Regions from separate parts of the Homo sapiens genome. Here all the other regions are linked to region 1. The links are chromatin contacts, found by Hi-C in ENCODE. All regions are on one chromosome and are shown on one strand. Each heading gives the region's core, a stretch centred on a gene start or an enhancer-like site at or near the end of the contact. The rest is flanking DNA. Distances are from core to core; before and after follow the strand shown.

Region 1 (4,310 bases), core at 493-2,992:
AGTGTGAACATGGGCAACTCAGAAAATTTCTAATTAATTCATCAAATACCTTTTAAGGACCTATTGCGTCTAAGGTTCTGTGCTAGGCTGTAAGGCTCAATGTCTTACATTGTAATGCAGGGACAATACCAACTATGGCAGAGAGTTGTGATGATCAAAGTGGGCAAAGATTACAGATTATCGAACAAAGGCTAGAGGCCACCACATCCTAGGTGTGTTCTATTTTCCCCCTTTACTTCAATCTTACTCAACTGATTTATTCTCCAAGTTTTCCTTTTGGTTTGGTCTTAGATCATTCCTATCAAGTATACCTGTCCTCAATTTTCAAAAATTCAGAATCAGAATTCCATATTCTATCAGTAGGTACGTTTGTGATACACCTTGCCTGGCTACCTCTTAGCTACCCTGTTTACAATGGAAAGATTAGGTCAAAGGGCGTTCTTCTTACCCCAGAGCCCTTCCAAACTCATGCCAATAGGCATGCCACTGCCTCCTTATCAGAGGCAACTTCCAGCAGTACTCCCTTCCAAATCACAAATATCTACTTTACCAAATCGCTGCTTTTTTAAATTAAAAATTCTTAAGGATCATTTACATCAGTTCTTTCATGCTACAAATTCAGAAAGTTTACGTCCAGAGATTAGGAGTCACTCAAGGTCACACAGTGAGTTGGTGACAGGGTCAGTACTGTCTGCTGCTATTGCTACATTCCCGGCACCTTCTCCAAACCCGCGTCTCCCAGCACTAGCCCAGAAGGAACTTCTGCAGGACACGCCCCCCTCCCAACTCGGAGCCCTCTTTAGTAAACGGGCTGGGGCCCTAATCCAACGGCAAGCCCAGGCCCCCTTCACCTGAAGGTAGCCTGTGTGAATGGGATGTGTGTCAGTGTAATTCGAGTGGAGGTGGGTGGGGGGTGGTTCCGGGTCCAGGGCGGGAAACGCGGCTCTGGGAATTCCCGGGTGACACCTACTTAAGAAAAGCACCCGGGGAGATGCAGTGCTCTACCCTCCGTGGCTCCTCTAGGGGTGGGGGCGGGGGTGTGGTCTGGTTACAGCACTTAACGGGCCCTCCCCACCCCAAAACGGAGGCCAACTTTCCCCAGCGGCAACTAATGGGACTGTCTCGACCCATGAAGCCAGCTCCCAGCCCTAGGATTAGACCCGCGACCCCAGACCAGTCGCGTCCAGCTAAGTCCTGCGACTCCCCCAGCCCGCCCCCTGCCCCGCAGGAACACAGGACCGGCGCGCGGAGAGAGAGTGAGGGAGAGGGGCGCGGGAGGGAGGGAGGGGTCACTTCCGGTCGCAACAGCTCACCTCGTAGCGGAACATTCTTGGGGAGGGGGGCAGGGAGCGGGGAGGGGAGAGGGGGAGGGAGGGAAGAAGCGCTGACTCCCCGGCTCCTCCGCGCGCGGGTCCTCCACCGGCTCGCGACCCCTGGCCGCCGCCGTACGCCGGAGCGTGCGTGGGGACGTGCGCAGGCGCGCCTCAGGCAGGGCGGCCACCCCGCTCGGCGCCCGGCGGCGGCGGCTGCGCAGGGACAGATTTGGCGTCCCGCTTCCTAGTCTCAGCGGCGGGAAGGAGGTCCCGTGGCGAGAGACTGCGCACGCGCTGCCCGTCTTCGGCTGCCTGGTGATCTGGGCTTGTAGCTCCGCCCCCTCTTTCTCCGCGCCCTCTAGGCGCTCGGCTTGGAGCTCAGGGGCCGGTCACGAGTTCTCCGTCACCCGTGGGGCGGAGAAAACCCTTGTGATTGTCACAGGATATAGCTTTGAAGAATCCTGCGCTTAGCCTGGGCTGGGAAAGATGAGATTCCCGGGCAGTTTTTCCAACGTCCGACTCACTCCTCAGGCTGCTCGGGGGTCTCCCCGTTGCAATCTGCGCCTTGCGCAGGGAAAAAAGAATGGAAAGTTGCTGGTCTTCGAAAGGGGCGGACTTCGTCGCCACTTTCAGCGGCTCGTCGCCTGCTGAATCCACAGCAGGTCAGGGCTGTGATTTATGTGGCTCAAAGTGATGACGGCGCCCGTTTTTTTTTTTTTTTTTTTTGAAATGCTGAAGACAGGTTCCGGGAGGTTTAACTAGGGTGGTATTTTTAAGCGCCAGGCTCATTAGGCGCGAGGAGCTGCAGAGCCTCGAAGGGCCGCACGGCCGTGGGCCGCTGGCCACGCAGCAGCAGGGTCTTCGGGCCGTGGTGCGCCGCTGGGTGACTCCACTTCCTTAGAGGATCGAACCCACAGAGGAATGTGTCCAGCTTAGAAGCTTCGGCCCCCTGGTTCCAGAATTCTGTTGGGTGGTTTGTTACCTCTAGCACGCTCCATGCCCTTCTTGCCCCTTTCCTTTCAGACAAAACTTGCAGCACAAAGAATGAATTCTTTTGGGTTTCGCAATCCGTTTCTTCCCTGGGCGTCTTAAAATGCAGCCTCGTCTCGGAATGGCATACAGTAAATCCCCTAAATGTTAGTGTGTCTGGATCAGTTTGAGTATCGGAAACGCTGAATTTGTGAAGAAAAGTTCTGGGTGGGAGCTTGTGCTTTGCCACTGGCTAGGAAACTTTGGGCAACTTACCTAAACCTCTCTGAGCCTTAGTTTCTTGTAAAATGGGTATAATTACACCTGCCTCATGATGGTAACACTACTAACGATTGAAGGCTGCCTGGGACTCTGCTAGGCGCTTTATAAAATGGATTATCTCATTGAATCCTTCCTTATGTGCCCCCCATGAGGTAGGTACTGTTATTTTCTCAGTTTACAGTTGAGGAACCTGAGGATTAGCGACATTGTTTGCCTCCAACCACCCAATGGCAAGTGGTAAAGCTAGCAGCTGAGATTTGTCTGATTATTAAAAACCGAGTGTCTTAATCACTGTGCCAGAATAACAAAAGCAAATGTTGACATGGGCCAGGCCTGAACTTTAAAGAAGTGGAGCGTCGGGACAAGATGATTTATTGGTTTTCAAGCATGCATGGAACATTATAAAACATCAAATACTAAGTAACAGGCCAGGCGCGGTGGCTCACGCCTGTAATCCCAGCACTTTGGGAGGCCGAGGTGGGCGGATCACAAGGTCAAGGAGATCTAGACCATCCTGGCTAACAGAGTGACACCCCGTCTCTACTAAAAATACAAAAAATTAGCCGGGCGTGGTGGCGGGCGCCTGTAGTCCCAGCTACTCGAGGGGCTGAGGCAGGAGAATTGCGTGAACCCGGGAGGCGGAGCTTGCAGTGAGCCGAGATCGCACCACTGCACTCTAGCCTGGGTGACAGAGCAAAGACTACGTCTCACAAAAAACAAACAAACAAACAAAAAAAACTAAGTAGCAGTACATCTTAATAATTACCAAAGAATTGGTGCCATGTAGATCAAGGGTTAGCAGACTATGGCCCACAGTCCAATCTGGCCAGCCACCCGTTTTTGTAAAGCAAGCTTTATTGGAATACAGCCAACCTTATTTATTTACATATTGTCTTTGATTGCTTTAATGTTATAAAGTCAGAGTTGAGTGGTTACAATGGATACAGTGTGGCCTGTAAAGTGTAACATATTTACTATTTGGCGCTTTACAGAGTTTGCTGATCCCTGATCTTGCAGATCATGTTTTCTGATCATTATGTAAGATATCAATAGTAAAAACAGATTAGGAAAAAAGTCTTAAGTTTTCAGAAATTAAAAAAGAAAAAAAAAAGTCCTGGCGCGGTGCCTCACGCCTGTAATCCCAGCACTTTGGGAGCCCGAGGCGGGCAGATCACGAGGTCAGGAGATGGAGACCATCCTGGCTAACATGGCGAAACCCTGTCTCTACTAAAAATACTAAAAATACAAAAAAATTAGCCGGGCGTGGTGGCGGGCGCCTGTAGTCCCAGCTACTCGGGAGGCTGAGGCAGGAGAATGGGGTGAACCCAGGAGGCAGAGCTTGAGGTGAGCCGAGTTCGCGCCACTGCACTCTAGCCTGGGTGACAGAGCGAGACTCTGTCTCAAAAAACAACAACAACAACAACAACAACAACAACAAAAACCAAAAAACCCCTCCAATTCAATGACTAAATAATGGAAAGCAGAAAATAGTTACAACTGATGTGGTGGGTGGATTGCATGAGCTCAGGAGTTGGAGACCAGCCTACGCAACATGGCGAAACCGCGACTCTACAAAAAGCACAAAAATTAGCTGGGTTAGTTGTTTTATTAGCTGCTCTGCATTATTTCTGGTCGTGGTGGTGTGCACCTGTGCCTGTAGTCCCAGCAGCTACTCGGGAGACTGAGGACGAAAATAGGGAAGCCTGAATATAAATTAGCTATAAAATAAACCCAAAGAAAGTACAA
Region 2 (4,310 bases), core at 656-3,155, 400 kb before region 1:
TCTGTTTCCCTATCTGCAAACAAGGACAACAGCTACCTGTGGCAGGGTTAACGAGTTATTAGTCAGAAGAGACAGAGGTGAAGTCAGAGAGCTGACCATACCAGGCCAGGCCAGACCCTGCTGCTGGTGTTCCTGAGCCCCCGCCACAACCCAGCCTTGTCCCTTCAGAGTCCCCTGGACCCCAAGCCCTTTTGGGGCTGCTTTTTGCAGCACCTCCTGCTAACCACATTCCTCCCCACTTTCTAGCCCTTCCTGCCCTGCCTGGGAGGCATCTTCAACCCTGGAGTCCACTGGCTGCAAGGGCTGAGAAGGCCACTTGTCCTGGGCCTCAGGGTTCTCACCTGGACAAAATTTGACCCCATAGGAGGTCAAAATTCCAGGCAGGAGGCGCTTGAGCCAGCTTAAAGGGGAAAAGACAGGCAGCTTTGAAGAGAAGCCTCCTCAAGGCAGGCTCACCAGGATCCCCTGCCAGCTGGGCCTGGCACACAAAGAGGCTCAGTAAACACATAGGCCAGGTGCAGTGTCTCATACCTGTAATCCTAGCACTTTGGGAAGCCAAGGTAGGTGGATTGCTTTGAGGCCAGGAGTTCAAGACCAGCCTGGGCAACTTAGCAAGATCCCTGTCTCTGCAATAATAATAATAATAAATAGCCAGGCATGGTGGTGCATGCCTGTAGTCCCAGCTACTTAGAAGGCTGAGGTAGGAGGATCCTTGAACCCAGGAAGTCAAGGCTGAAGTGAGCCATGATCATGTCACAGCACTCCAGCCTGGGTGACAGAGACCATGTCTCTGGAAAAAAAAAAAAAGGAAAAGAAAAGAGGAAAGAACACACATGGACAGAGTGAACAGGAGCTGCCTGCCACCCTCCATTTGGACAGCAAGGCCCTGTGAGGGGCCTTGGAGGTGAACCCAGCTCCCGCTGGCCCTTCATCCTCCCACCATGTGGCACAGACACTGGAGGGTCAGGCAGCAGAGGAGGTCGCTGTCCGGACTCCAGAGGGCAGAGCCCGAAGCAGGGGCAGGTGGCAGAGCCCCACACAGCTGCCCCAAGAAGACATGGCCCTGCCTAATGCTGGTGAGTGCTGGGCAGGTAACCTGTCCCAACGTGCTTTGGCTCAGTCATCCTTTCGGCCAGCCACCACCCACCCTCTCCCACCCACTCCTGACTCTGGAATGCCACCTCCAGCTCACCTTACCACTCCAACTCAGTTGCACTGACTGGAGGCCTGGGAGTGCCTGCTCACTCAGCCATCCCCCACTATGATAAAGAGAACCTGAGAGAGGGCACAGCCAGGCCAGCTCATGGCTAGGCCCCCACAGGGGCCCAGAGGCTGAATTTTGTTAGCCCTGGGCAATGTAGGAAGGACCAAAGGCCTCAACCCCCGCCGTGTCCATAAATGCCAGGTTGAGCCCCTCCTGCTGGCCCCTCTATGTCCTGACCAGGTGGCCGGCACCACCCCTTTGACCTTCTGGCTCTGGAGCACCCTGCCCCCACCCCCAGGCCCCCATCAGCTCTATTTTTATCCAAGAAGCACTCGCCCTGTGTCTATTTAGATCACTCCCCATTGAGTTTCTGGTCCTCTCATAATCTAGGCCAAGCCTCCTCAGTCTTCATGGCCCCCTCGAAGGCCAAGCGGATTCTGCATGGCACCCAGCCTGCCAGGAGCCCACAGCTCACCCGAATGGTAGCCCTGGGAAGCTAAATGCTCCCAACTAATGGCAATGCAAGAAACTCACACACCATAGTGGCAACTGTGGGATTGAATGCATTGTCCACAAGAGGTCCCAGGTCCTTCACTCTCTGAGGCCCAGAGGGCACCCCCTGGCAAGGAGGATTCACTCCCACTGAGTGGCTGAGAGGCTGGAGATTAATCCAGACGACAGCAAGTGTTTATTCATAGCAAGAAAGAGACCAGTCGGGCAGAACTTTGACTTGTCAGTGCCAAACCTCAAACCGACAGCTCAGGCCCCAGCCCCTGGCCATAAAGCCACCTGACCTGTTCCTAGGTCTTCAGCAGCTATTTGGAACCTTTGCCAGCTGGGGCCAGGAGCCCCGCTGTGGGGCCATGATTTCCCCCAACCCATCCAGACAGTTGAAAAGATGACCTGGTGAAACCCCGTCTCTACTAAAAAATACAAAAAAATTAGCTGGGCGTGGTGGCAGGCGCCTGTAGTCCCAGCTACTCGGGAGGCTGAGACAGGAGAATGGTGTGAACCCAGGAGGCAGAGCTTGCAGTGAGCTGAGATCACGCCACTGCATTCCAGCCTGGGTGACAGAGCAAGACTCTGTTTCAAAAAAAAAAAGGATGCCCTTAGGAAGCCTTCAGGATTTCAGCTGATTAAGTAAATTAACATGTATGATCCACTTCCTGCAAAGGTGTGGACAGCTATGGGTGGAGAGCCAGAGCATCTTGCCCTATAACAGAAGGGCAGGCACTATCCCTGCTTCCTGCTGGCTTCGTGTGAGGTCATCTATGTGCATGGACCGGCCCCTAGAATCCTCCCCAGCCCGGTTCACAGATGACAAACCTGAGGCAAGAAGGCTCATAGGTCAATGCAGCCAGGAGGGGTCTGAGCTGAGACTTAAAAGCAAAACTGTTTGAGTTGGATCTTCCTGAATCTATCCTTGGAGACGGTCTCAACCCACAGTCCCCACAGCCACCTGAGAACCACTAAACAGGCTAGTTTAAATGCAGGTTTCATCTTCACCTGCTCCCTGGGGCTGATTCCTTAGGTCTTGGGTGGGGCCTGGAAATCTGCCTTCCTGGCTGTTTTCCAAGGCAGTGAGTCAGGCCCACAGGGACCCACCGGTCGACTCCAGCCTCAGAGGTCTAGAGAGGGGAACCTGTGGCCAAGGCCACACAGCAAGACAGACCAGAGCCTGGGTCCCCTCACTGAGGCTGGGCTCCAAGGCTGCCTGCTTGCTTGGGTTGGGAGGAGGCAAAGCTGGTGCAGCAGGGCCTGGCTCTGTACGCTACACCCGGAGGAGAACCAGGCTGTGTTCTCCTATCTCCCTGGCTCCATCTTACTCTGGTCCATTGCAGCCCTACTAGGAACTGTGTTTCTGATGTTTGTAATTCTAAAAATATGTTTTAGAAAACTGGAAATAACAAACAAACCCTCTTTTTCACCAGCACGGAGAAGGGCAGGCTGTCAGCCAGCAGGCCCATGCGCAGATCCCACCATACTCACAGCCAGGTCCTGTCCAGTGGATGGGACAAAGAAGGCCCTGCCCTGGTGGAGCTGACATTCCAGTGGGTGCTGGGTGATGAAGGCAGAGAAACAGTGGGGCTGAGGTGGGGGCTTTCCCCAGGGAGGATGTCTTAGTCCATTCTGGCTGTTGTGACAAAATAAAAACATGAACTGGGTGGCTTATAAACAGAAATTTATTCTCACAATTCTGGAGACAAAGTCCAAGATCAAGGTGCCAGCAGATTTTGTGTCTGGTAAGGGACCCACTTTCTGATTCCCTGTGTCCTCACATGGCAGAAGAGGCAAGGGGGCTAAGGTCTCTTACAAAGGCACCTGGCTGGGTGCAGTGGCTCACACCTGTAATCCTAGCACTTTGGGAGGCCAAGGCTGGAGGATCACTTGAGTCTGGGAGTTCAAGACCCAGCCTGGGCAACGTGACAAAACCTTATCTCTACAAAAACAAGTCAGAAGAGAAAGTGTGAATCGATTCCTGTCCTTGGAGTCCTGAGTGGGCTTAGATGAGGTTAGAGTCTTTCTGCTCTATTCTTCCCTTGCCCTCTGTCCCAGAGGTTGCTGAAAGCTATTGCTGCCCCAGGGCAGGTCAGGGGCCAGAGGCATAACCGTGCACCCACTGGAAGGGGACCCCACAGCTGGACCTGGCTGCTGGGGACATGGAGTAGCCTTGAGGGACCCCCAGCTGGAGGGAAAAGGAAAGCCAAGCGGCACATACTGGACAAGTGTTAGGTTTCAAAAACCCAGGGAAATCCAGATACTGCCCAAGAAAACAGGTTCTAGAACTAGGATTTTCAAATTTAGAAAATTCAAAACATCAAGTGGAAAAGAGGATGGTTTTCCTGTTTCTGGGAAACAAAGGCCTCCCAGAAAACCAGAAACACAGGTGGAAGTCACGAAAGAAAATATAGGTTTGGTGGATGTCTTTTCATCTACCTGTGAATGTTAGGGGCTGTGGAAGGAGAAGAGGAAGCAGGTCTGGACATGGCAAATATGATCAATAAATAATAGTAGAAATTTTCCCTGATCAGAAGAGGGCATGAGTTTGCACATTGAAAAGGTTGTTAGAGTTCCAGGCAGGGTTACATTGAAGAAAAAGATACAC
Region 3 (4,310 bases), core at 720-3,219, 380 kb before region 1:
ATATATCATATATATATTTTATATATATATCATATATATATTTTATATATATCTTATATATATGATACGTATCATATAATATATATCTTATATATATGATACGTATCATATATATCTTATATATGATATATATATCTTATTAGTTCTGTCCCTCTAGAGAACTCTAATACAGCAATTAATATTTATACTAAGTATGCTTTCTTAGTTCTCCATGCCCTTAGCACTATCTGTAAAGAGAGATGCTTCCTCACAGCCAATGGGTCTCCCATTAAACACCATCAGGAAATTGACAGGCTACTATTCTCAATCTTCTTTCCATGGGAAGTGGCAGTAATACATTGTAAAGGCCACCAAAAGGGGACAGATAAAATAGCTGAGCGAAGTAAGTTGGCAGACCAAGCTAAATTGGCAGCAAGAGTGCCCCGTATTTCTGATCCACTTGAGGTCCCCCTGATCTGGAAGGGCTCCATAAAAGAAAAACCCTCAATATTCTCCTGTGGAGACATAATGGACCACCTCTCAGGGAAAGAGCTTTCAGCTCTCAGGATGGTGACAATCAGAGGATGGCAATAGGTAAAAATTTATTTAAAACGATCAAACAGATACTTAATGTTTATGAGGCTTGCCTTAAAAATAACTCCAACTAACAGATTCTTCCCCCAGAACACAAAGAATAGGATGCTATTCTATTCCAAGGAAAGACTGGCAGATGGATTTCACCCATATTCCAAGGATAAGGGACATCCAGCATCTCTTCGTATGGGTGGATACCTTCAGTAAGTGGGTAGAAGTATTCCCATGCCAGACAGAGAAAGCCTCTGAGGTAATAAAAGTACTAATCAATGAGATAATTATTTGCTTTGGACTGCCTAAGTACCTCCAGAGTGATAATGGTCTCGAGCTTACTGAACCACAGGGCAATTTCCTCCCACACTCAGCAAGGAAACACCTGAGTTAAATAAAAGAGCCATCCCTGCGATATTTAATGTCACACCGATGCCCATTGCCAGGTTACCAGATATAATTTGGAGAGTCTCATGCCATCTCTGCCTTTAGCAACCTGGTCAAGTATCTGCTGGACTTCTAGGCCACAGAAAGATGGCCACAGAGGGGTGAAGAAATAGGCTGAGGGTTCTTGGGGAGAAAGACACAGTGAGGCAGTAGGAGGTGGGGAAGAAAAGAAGACGGACTTTCACAATGGAATTAGGCACTGGGGAGAGATCAATTTCCCCACGTCAGGGAGAAGAAAGTATAGGTGGGGAAAGGGGTGGCCAGGAGCAGAAGGAAGAGGACTCAAGATGGAAAGGGAGCCGCTGTGCCTGTGGCAATACCACTTGGAGAGGTCGTTTTCATACCTTCAAGCCTTTTCCCCTGGGGTTTTGATTGTGTGGGTGCCCCATTTCTTGTCCTCTCTGCAGATGTCCAGTGAGATTTCCTCCTCCTCGTGCTGTTCTTGTGTGGCTTTCTGGGCAGTAGGGATCTTGAATTTCCTTTCTAACACTACGCCCAGCAAGGCGGGGAGCATTCCTCTGCCCTTTCTCTTGTGCCAACCTGGAAAGGTGCAGTCTAGATTTCAGTGAGAACCCTGCCAGCTGAGCCCTGTGCATCTACTACCTTGACACAGGGTGTTTTCCCACCAGAAGCCCTGCTGTGCTCTCCTGGCCCAAGTAGGGGATTCCATGCCTTCCCTTTCATGGTCTTAGCACCAGCAGCCTAGTTTCTCCCTTCCAGAGTCTCCAGGGATGGCAAATGTAAGTGGAGACAAACCTCGTCAGGTGCCCATCCCCTAAAAGGTTAATTGTGTATACGTGGCTGTGGGTGCCTTTGTGTTTTCATTCTCTTCCGCTTTTTGTTAAATTTGGTTGTCTGTGTGGTTTTATACTTGGTCAAAAGTACTCGTCTTGGTGATGCACTATTGTATGCATGAGAGAATTGGGGGAATGCGCATGTGGTACAAGAAAGAACCCCTGACCCCTTTCCTTCTCTGTGGTCCCCGGCATTAGATTGGGGGTTCTGGGAGAGGCAGGTGAATGTCCTAATGTGAATTGTTCGGTTTGTAACTGGAGTGTTTTGAAGTCTTTGGTGTTGCTCTGAGAGAGGACATCGCCACCTGGTGTTCATGAGGTGTCTGTGCAGAACAATAAATGGCAAATGAACAACCACAAAATTGTTGCTGTTGTTAACCTTCCGCCTTTTGTAGATTAGTGCACCTATTCTGTGAGGGATTTGGGTTGTCTTCCTGAGGGCAACCACAAGCCCTACCACTGGATGCGGGAAAAGTCCCTTCAGCACCCACTTAAAAAATATATCTTCCACATTGTTCTCACCCACACATTTGACCTGGTTAGACTCTTCACCTAACGGAACAGACAATATGGCTGGGAAAATAAGTAAGTGAACATGTGGGAGAAAAACCATCGTTAAAATTGTGAATGTTCATTTTTAAAGGTTCCTTCGCCTGACTACAATATGAAGTATGTTTGAATTGTTGCTTCTGCCTGTTGTTTCTCAAATAAATGTTTAATGTTAATCATCTCAAAACTGACAAGAACACAAAAATAAAATGTAAATGCAGAGCCTCCTTTGTCACCCAAATCTGTGTCTATTTCTGATAGTCCATGGAATGTGGTTTTCTTGGAAGCCAGGGTTGGTCTCCCCACAGACCCTAGCCTAAGGTTACCAGTTAGGGACCCAGGACTTGGAAGGCAGAGCCTGTGAGCTCTTCCATCAGGGATCTGACTCCGCAAAACGACTTGATGAATGCAACTGGCAAACTCCCATGTTCGGACTTCATATGCATGAGCCGTTGGACAGAGGGTTTCTTAGTACATACTTTAATGCATATTTATGTGCGATCTTGTTAGTGGGAATATAAGTTTGTGAAGAACTTCTCATTTCAATAGGCAGTTAATGCATTAAAAGTCTGGGAATTTGGGGCTGTATTTTTCCTTTCTGACTCAATAATCTTCAAAGAATTCATAGGAAAGTCAGTATTTGCAGACAAGTGGTTAACTTGGCTAAAACGTACAAAACACTCAGAACCCACAAAACACTCAGAGGTTTAGAAGAACGTTTTAATGCTTAAGAGGCAGAGTTAAGTAAAGGGGCTATAGAAATCAGTGTCCTTGGCTGGGCAGTCAGGAGAGCAGGGCTCAAATTCTGTGACTCACTTCTCTGTATCTCAGTTGGAAATGAATGGGTATCCTGGTTCCCACCTTCCCACACGCTGTGATACTTCAGACTCCTTGGATGATCTTTTCAGCCCAAGATCTTGATTGTGAACATTAACAAAGAGAACAGTCATCCTTCATAGAAGATAAATCAGTAATGATATTTGATTCAGTGAATAAATGTATCCTTTAAAAAACATTTTGTGGAGGAACATGACAGTGGTGGAGTAATTACAATCAGATGAGATTGGTATTAAAATTGAGTAAAGCCCCAACTGTTGCCAGCTGACAATCATGTGTCCTGCTAACTGCCCCAGGGCTCTCAGCCTGGAACTGAAATAAATGTGTTACAAATGGTGCTGGATGCCTTTTTCAGTTCATTTGAAAACATGGATTTGATCGTGTCAGCTCCCTTTCTGTGGGGAAAAAAAGTAGGGTCCATAATTGGTGTTACCTACTCTGTTTTGGTCTTAGGGAAGAAATAATACTTAGATGTGGGCTTACTTTAACTTCTTGCCTTTTTCACACCCAGAACAATGCAAACTTATTGAAATGTGGCATGTGCGTGTGTGTGTGTGTGTGTGTGTGTGCATATAGCAGGAAGACGGGAAGGGTAAGGACCATCCTTGGAAGAGGAAGGGGTTGTACTTTGGTAACATAGAACATAAAACCATAAAATTTGGTCTATCCAAATCTACAGCTCCTTTCAATGCCCCATTTGTGATGAGCTAACAGGACGGAATCAGGTAGTTGGTTGTGGGTAAGAATTTCAGTTTCTCCTGAGCATGAGAATCTTTTTCAGTTTTTATCTGTCTTTCCTTACTCCTTGTCTACAAACTGTCCCTTCCCCATTGACCTACTAATAGAAGCTTGTATGTTAAAATATTTTTGGAGGACTTCATGACACTAGTCAGAAGTCCAAGAGTGGTCTGGTCTAAGGAAGACTTCATGGGGAAGCTAGAAAAAAGTGGAATTGGTGCAGGCAACATCTTTCTTTTCAGATGCTGTTTAGATGACATGGAGGAGATAACACAGTCTGTCAACAGGGAGCCCTAAAAGTTAAAAAACAGTGGCCAAGCAGGACTTGTGTCTTTTCAGGGTTTTGCCAGGCTCTAGAAGCATGAAATCCAGACAACTTTA

The links. Hi-C counts contacts between places; a loop is a spot of excess contacts on that map. Pooled maps may share reads with other maps.
Region 2: a loop to region 1 is called in a pooled map, with 2.5 times the contacts of the local background. The contact joins the enhancer-like site here to the promoter of PATL1-DT in region 1. A Hi-C loop is called at or near these places in 1 of 168 maps with a recorded cell type or tissue (OCI-LY7), 5 of 37 single-sample maps with no recorded cell type and 6 of 50 pooled maps.
Region 3: a loop to region 1 is called in a map with no recorded cell type, with 4 times the contacts of the local background. The contact joins the enhancer-like site here to the promoter of PATL1-DT in region 1. A Hi-C loop is called at or near these places in 1 of 168 maps with a recorded cell type or tissue (OCI-LY7), 8 of 37 single-sample maps with no recorded cell type and 9 of 50 pooled maps.

What each region holds. Positions count from the first base shown.
Region 1 is chr11:59,667,568-59,671,877 of GRCh38, forward strand. PATL1-DT (PATL1 divergent transcript) reads left to right here and starts at 1,743. Exons shown (of 4, transcript NR_187296.1): 1 at 1,743-1,975. PATL1 (PAT1 homolog 1, processing body mRNA decay factor) reads right to left here and starts at 1,470. Exons shown (of 19, transcript NM_152716.3): 1 at 1,314-1,470. The coding sequence starts at 1,328. RefSeq lists a silencer at 1,200-1,549 and enhancers at 1,509-1,803, 1,730-2,019.
Region 2 is chr11:59,265,506-59,269,815 of GRCh38, forward strand. No RefSeq gene overlaps it. Among named protein-coding and RNA genes, the nearest start is that of MPEG1, 55 kb to the left of the region's middle. Within about 2 kb of position 1,906, at least 6 of the 41 ENCODE cell types and tissues checked have a DNase peak (open chromatin) inside an H3K27ac peak, as active enhancers do; they include OCI-LY7, where a contact is called at or near this core.
Region 3 is chr11:59,282,607-59,286,916 of GRCh38, forward strand. No RefSeq gene overlaps it. Among named protein-coding and RNA genes, the nearest start is that of MPEG1, 72 kb to the left of the region's middle. Within about 2 kb of position 1,970, at least 5 of the 41 ENCODE cell types and tissues checked have a DNase peak (open chromatin) inside an H3K27ac peak, as active enhancers do; they include OCI-LY7, where a contact is called at or near this core.